Regions from separate parts of the Homo sapiens genome. Here region 2 is linked to region 1. A link is a contact called in ENCODE Hi-C or POLR2A ChIA-PET data. All regions are on one chromosome and are shown on one strand. Each heading gives the region's core, a stretch centred on a gene start or an enhancer-like site at or near the end of the contact. The rest is flanking DNA. Distances are from core to core; before and after follow the strand shown.

The links. A loop is a pair of places that touch in the nucleus more often than their neighbours do. ChIA-PET counts read pairs that join two places held with the same protein, here RNA polymerase II (POLR2A). Pooled maps may share reads with other maps.
Region 2: a loop to region 1 is called in a map of heart right ventricle, with 6 times the contacts of the local background. The contact joins the enhancer-like site here to the promoter of CNKSR3 in region 1. A Hi-C loop is called at or near these places in 17 of 168 maps with a recorded cell type or tissue (Caco-2, K562, Right ventricle myocardium inferior and 8 more), 24 of 37 single-sample maps with no recorded cell type and 24 of 50 pooled maps. POLR2A ChIA-PET finds 5 or more read pairs at or near these places in 5 of 52 experiments (HEK293T, RWPE1, activated CD4-positive, alpha-beta T cell and 2 more).

The regions. Positions count from the first base shown.
Region 1 is chr6:154,509,139-154,512,126 of GRCh38, forward strand. It overlaps CNKSR3 (CNKSR family member 3), which reads right to left and starts at 1,547. Exons shown (of 13, transcript NM_173515.4): 1 at 925-1,547. The coding sequence starts at 976. LOC101928868 (a long non-coding RNA gene) reads left to right here and starts at 1,653. Exons shown (of 2, transcript XR_001744422.2): 1 at 1,653-1,824.
Region 2 is chr6:154,591,832-154,594,819 of GRCh38, forward strand. No RefSeq gene overlaps it. Among named protein-coding and RNA genes, the nearest start is that of CNKSR3, 83 kb to the left of the region's middle. Within about 2 kb of position 1,565, at least 6 of the 41 ENCODE cell types and tissues checked have a DNase peak (open chromatin) inside an H3K27ac peak, as active enhancers do; they include heart right ventricle, where a contact is called at or near this core.

The sequences.
Region 1 (2,988 bases), core at 297-2,796:
GGGGAAACCATGAAAATACAGATTGTTCTTGGTGGACTTTGTTCTCTTGAAAGTACAGAAAAGGGTTGAGTAAACTCTAGTACCTTTCCCTCGAAATCGTAGGAGACATTGAAAAGTAAGCGAGCCAGCTAGGAGGACAAGCTTCTACCTCTGCTCATTCCCCCCACCACCCCCCCACCGCCCCAGCCCCACTGCCTTCCTCATCCCAAATATTGTATGAATCAAGACAGTGGTTCCAAACAATTATATTTCTCCTTCCCAGTGCTTACATGTGGCCTGAAAATGCAGCGCCACCGGGGATACTGGCGCCTCCCGGAGCAAAAGTCACTGCCTCCCGGGGAGTCCTGGCTCGAGGTTTCTCCCTGGCGCAAATGCTATGGTGTTGGCTTTTGCGCGGCCCTCTCGCCTTCTCCAACAAAAACAGACAGGCTCGGCGGACCCGCCGGAGTCTCCCTCTACCTGTCCGACAGCCCTGTCACGCCTGCGGACGGCTCTGGGCAGGCGGCATGGACGAGGTCCCGCGGGAGTCACCCACACAAAGGCACCTTGTGCCTCTGCACTCGGGCCCCCGGGTCGCCGGGCACCGCACCGGGGCCAGGCAGGGAGAGCGCCCCCCGGCCCGAGTGCCGAGTCCCGAGATCGGCATCCCCAGCCCTCAACCGCCACAGAAAGGCCACCCCTACTCCCTGGTTTAAAGATAGGGCTCCCCTCGGCTTGCCACAATCCGCACCCTGGAAAGGAAGAGCTCGGAGCAGGTACGAGAGATAGGAGCGCACAGGCCACTCGGCAGAAGTTTGCATTGTCACCGGGCTGTGCCCTCACCGCTTCTCGCCGGGAGGAAGGGCCAAGTACCCTCTTCCCCAGCTCCTCGTCCGCCCCATCCCCGAGGCTGGAGGACTCCGGACCCCCCCAAGGCCCGCGCACCTCTAGTCCAGTCCACCACTTGTTTGGGGCTCCACTTGGTCACGGGTTCCATGGTAAACCGCTTCGCCTCTCGCTGGGCTGGAGAGTCGCAGATAAAGTGCTGCTGCCTGCGCTCCGGTGCCCCTTCCCGGGAGGGCGCGCCCGCGGCTGCTCCCCTGCGCCCGAGCGACTCCGTCAAGACTGCATGGCCGCGGTCAGCCAGTCGTCCCAGCGCGGCTCCGCCAGGGGAGCCCGGCCCTCTCCCTCCAGCTGCCACAGTCCAGCTGCAGCTCCTCCTTCCCCCGCCGCCGCCGGGATCCCGGGCACAGCTGCTGCTCCCGAGCGACGGCAGCTGCAGGCACGCCGGGCTGCGACCCCAGACCCCTGGCCTCGGCTCGGCACGGGAGCCTCCCGGCCCGCGACCACTTCCTCGGATCTCTCGAGGCGCGATCGGCTCTCCCTCGGCCGGTCTTCTCGCCTGCTGGCTCTCCGGGGTCCCCGCTCCGCGTGCGCTGGCGTCCCGGAGCCTTCCCGGCGCAGGTCCCACCTCCTGCGCCGCCCTCCCGTGCCGCCCTGGCAGGGCCGAGCGCAGAGCGTGCGCGCTCGGGTTGCAAAGTTTCAGCTCCGGTTGCTGCAAACCGAATAAAAGAGAGGGCGGGGCCGAGGGTCTAGGGAAACTCGTGGGAGGGGGCGGGTCCGCCCGAAGCGGCGGACTCGGGTTACTTTCCCTCTCTAAGCCGGTCCGGCTCACACCCGCAGCGTCCCGGGCCCCGCTTTCCTTTTCAAGGGGCGGGTTGTAGATCGCGCGCGCACCCTGGAGAGCCCGCTGGTTTGTGTGAGGCCCTGGCCCTGTGGGTAGCAGAACACTCTGTCTCGCTGTGAGCAACAATACACTAAAAAAAAAAGAAAAGAAAAAAAAAAGTAAGATCTGCATGTTCTGTTCATTTTAAATGCTTTATATCGTAATACTACTCTGCCATTAAGCCGTCATTTTAGGTTTCTTAAAGTAGAACAATTTTTTTTTTTAGATGGAGCCTCGCTCTGTCGCCCAGGCTGGAGTGCAGTGGCGCGATCTCAGCTCACTGCAGCCTCTGCCTCCCAGGTTCCAGCGATTCTCCCGCCTCAGCCTCCGGAGTAGCTGGGATTACAGGCGTCTGCCACTACGCCCGGCTAATTTTTGTATTTTTAGTAGAGACAGGGTTTCACCATGTTGGCCAGACTGGTCTCGAAATCCTGAACTCAGGTGATCCGCCAGCCTCGGCCTCCCGAAGTGCTAGGATTACAGGCCTGAGCCACCGCGCCAGGCCAGAACAATTTTATTTCATTTATATGTTGACTGAAATCGTAACAATGTAACTCTTTTAATGCTATTGCTATGAAATTTCAACTTTGCGACTAAAATTAGATTGATGGCTTTTAGCGTTATATTTTGCTATATTATAATTTCATATTTACAGAGTGAGCTAATGCTCCTTGGGATTAGTCATTAACCGTGAGAGGAAAGCTGTTAGCCAAGAAAAAAAAAATAGCTCGTGCACAATTTCAGCGCCTGGCAGGGGAGGGCCCTTCCACATTCATGGACTGCAACTGGGGCCAGAGTTAATGCTAAACTGGGGGAAAATCTAATTTGAATGCCTGCCTCTCCTTCAAGTTCTCCCTGCATCCTAACCGCCCCCCCAACCCCTGCCACCCTCGCCACCACCCCTCCCCTCACCCCCCAACACCCCCCCCAACCCCCCACCCCCGCCCCGCCCCGCCCAGCAACCTCTTCCTCCCACTCTTTTTGGCACTGAATGATTCTTACTTTCAATTACGGTTATTTATTTACATCTTCCTCTTGGAGACTATTAACCCCTTGAGGGCAGAACCTACTTGATCTCATATAGAGTTTTCTCTCCTCCCTTTCTTCCTACCACCTAACTTGTAGCACCCAGCACGGGACCAAAGGCAAGGTTGGTATTTATTCATTCAGTAAATATCCGGGAATGCTTCCTATGTGCCAGCCACTGTATTCATTCAGTATTTGTTGAATTCGTGTGATATGTGCTACTTACACAGGTCTGTTTGGACGCACATGTGGAAAAA
Region 2 (2,988 bases), core at 315-2,814, 83 kb after region 1:
GTGAGCCGTGGTAGGGATACATTTTTTTAAATGTTTAAAAAAAATAAACATAAAGTTTAGATGAAATTCATACATTAAGAAAATTAATTTGCTAGGCCAGGCACTGTAGCTCACGCCTGTAATCCCAGCACTTTGGGAGGTTGAGGCAGGGAGATCACTTGAGCTTACCAGTTCAAGATCAGCCTGGACAACATGGCAAAACCCTATCTCTACTAAAAATACAAAAAACTGGCCAGGAGTGGTGGCACGTGCCTGTAGTCCCAGCTACTTGGGAGGCTGAGGTGGGAGGATGGCTTGAGACTGGGAGGTGGAGCTTGCAGTGAGCTGAGATCACACCACTGCACTCCACCCAGGGTGATAGAGCCAGACCCTGTCTCAAAAAAAAAATTAATTTGCTTTTAGTCCAATGGTGACAAACATTGATTCATCCACTCATGAATGTATATGGTAGTTATAAAATAATATAGCGCAAAGTTCTAGCTACATAGATATTAAGGAGGCAAAGAGAAGGAATCCTAACTCAGCCTGGGGAGGAGTAAGAGAGGGAGTTTGGGAGGGCTTCCTGGAAGCAGTGACCACTGAGAGTTAAAACCAGAGAAGGAGTGAGGTCAAAGGAAGAACATTCTCTACAGAGAAGATAGCAATTAAAAGGAACTGGAGATCTAAAATAACTCTTCTTAATGTCTTTACTGACTTCTATGTGGGGCGTTGGGGGAAGAGCACTAGAAGAGGTTGAATATATCTAGAACATACACTATGACTGAAGCGAGTTTGAGAGACAGGGCTAGAGAGATAAGCAGGAATAAAATCAGGGAGAGCCTTGAGCACCACCGCATTAGGAAAAGGCTGCCGTATTAGGAAAGGCTGTTCAATATGACGTAATAAAACCTAATTATCGTAGGTTCATGAGAGCTTATCCAAGAAAGGTCCTGTCACTGTCGTAGCCAGGCAGGATATTAAAGATATTTCCGTATTGAAGACCTTTCCCTAATTCGCATCTCTGTGACACTGTCACCTACTCTTTCTTTTCCCATTCTAGCTCTTAGGCCTGGTGGCAATTCTGTAAGAGTGCCAAAAAGGAAGTACAAGCTTTAAAAAATAATTATACCATTTTTAAAACAACAAAACAAAACAAGTCACCAAAAGAAGTCTGCTTAAATTTTGCTTTCTGGGCTGCAAAGATCATGACCACTAGGAAGCTGAATTGAAGAAAAGCCCTACTTGTTTTGGCCAATGTTTTCCTCAAATAGAAGAGTCTGAATGTGTTGCCGTGTCCAGAGATTTGCTGGTATGTGGTTCAGATGCTTCTCCAGTCGAAGCTTTATGTGAAATTTTAAAAGGTGTAGGGCTCACCAAAGCCCCATAGGGAGCTATCAATCTATGTCATGGGGCGGACTCTGAATCCTTGTGAGTAATCCCCGCCTGCCTTCCCTCCCCCAGCTCTCTCCCCAGCACCATGTAAGGTAAGTTCAGCCAGCAAACTCAGATCTGGCTCTCTTTACCCTTGAGAACCTTGCTTATGCCTCTAACACACACGCAGACGGTGAACTGGGCACATTGCTTTCTACTTTTATGAAGGTCACAGACTCTTACTGCTAGAGTAACCAGATCTCCTGCCTCACCAGGCGCAGTCCCAGGCGGTGTCTGTGCTGTCAATATAAATCCCAATTTCTAACCACCTTCAGCAGGAGTTCTACCTCTGCTTGCAAGCCTTTCTCCCATTTATTCCACAGAGAAGCTTATACGATGGAACTCCCGTGAATTCCAGTAAAACCTAAGAATTTGAGAAACACCCTAGAGATTATGGTTGAGAGTTTAGCCTACAATTTATGTGTTCGAGGAACCTTCAGATAAATTATATAATTACATTTAATAAATCCTTGTTGCACTCGTCTGAAAAATAAATAGGTAATTTTTTAAAGCATAAGGAAGGCCCATCTCCCACCCCAAGCAAAGGTAATCAAGGAACTCGGAAAACCTAGGGCAAAGAGTTGAGTGAAAGCAGATCTGGGAAGAAGCCATGTGAAGCACCACTCATGAGAAAATGGTGTTTGGGGCCTGGCGCGGGGACTCACGCCTATAATCCCAACACTTTGGGAGGCTGAGGCAGGGGTAGGGGATCACCTGAGGTCAGGAGTTCGAGACCAGCCTCGACAACATGGTGAAACCCTGTCTGCACTAAAAATACAAAAATTAGCCGGGTGTGATGGCATGTTCCTGTAATCCCAGCTACTCAGGAGGCTGAGGCAAGAGAATCGCTGGAACCTGGGAGGCAGAGGCTGAGTGATAGATCAGATTTGCATTTGAAACCAGTTCCGGCCGTTTGCAGTGGCTCCTGTAATCCCAGCACTTTGGGAGGCTGAGGTAGGTGGATGGATCACCTGATGTCAGGAGTTCAAGAGCAGCCAGGCCAACAGGGTGAAACCAGCTCAATAAATGAGCTGGGCGTGGTGGCATGCACCTGTAGTCCCAGCTACTCGGGAGGCTGAGGCAGGAGAATCGCTTGAACCTGGGAGGTGGAGGTTGAAGTGAGTCCAGATAGAGCCACTGAAATCCAGCTTGGCAACAGAGCAAGACTCTGTCTCAAAAAAAAAAAAAAAAAATTAGCTGGGCATGATACTGCACATCTGTAGTCCCAGCTACTTGGGAAGTTGAGGCAGGAGAATTGCTTGAACCCAGGAGGCGGAGGTTGCGGTGAGCAGAGATCATGCCACTGCACTCCAGCCTGAATGACAGAGCGAGACTTCATCAAAAAAGATTTAAAAAAATGGCGTTTGGCCATGGTGTCAGTCATCAGATCTGGCTCCTACCCATAAGCTGAGTGGACAGCATGTTACTAATAGTGATTTCCCCATCCTCTCTGGCCATTCGGAAAAGCATGTTCAGCAGTTTCTGGTCCTTTGGCCCTTTCTCCTTCCCTGAGTCTTTTACAGAAGACTCTGAACTGATGTTTCACTGGTTTTATTTTTTATGTATGTATGTACGTAT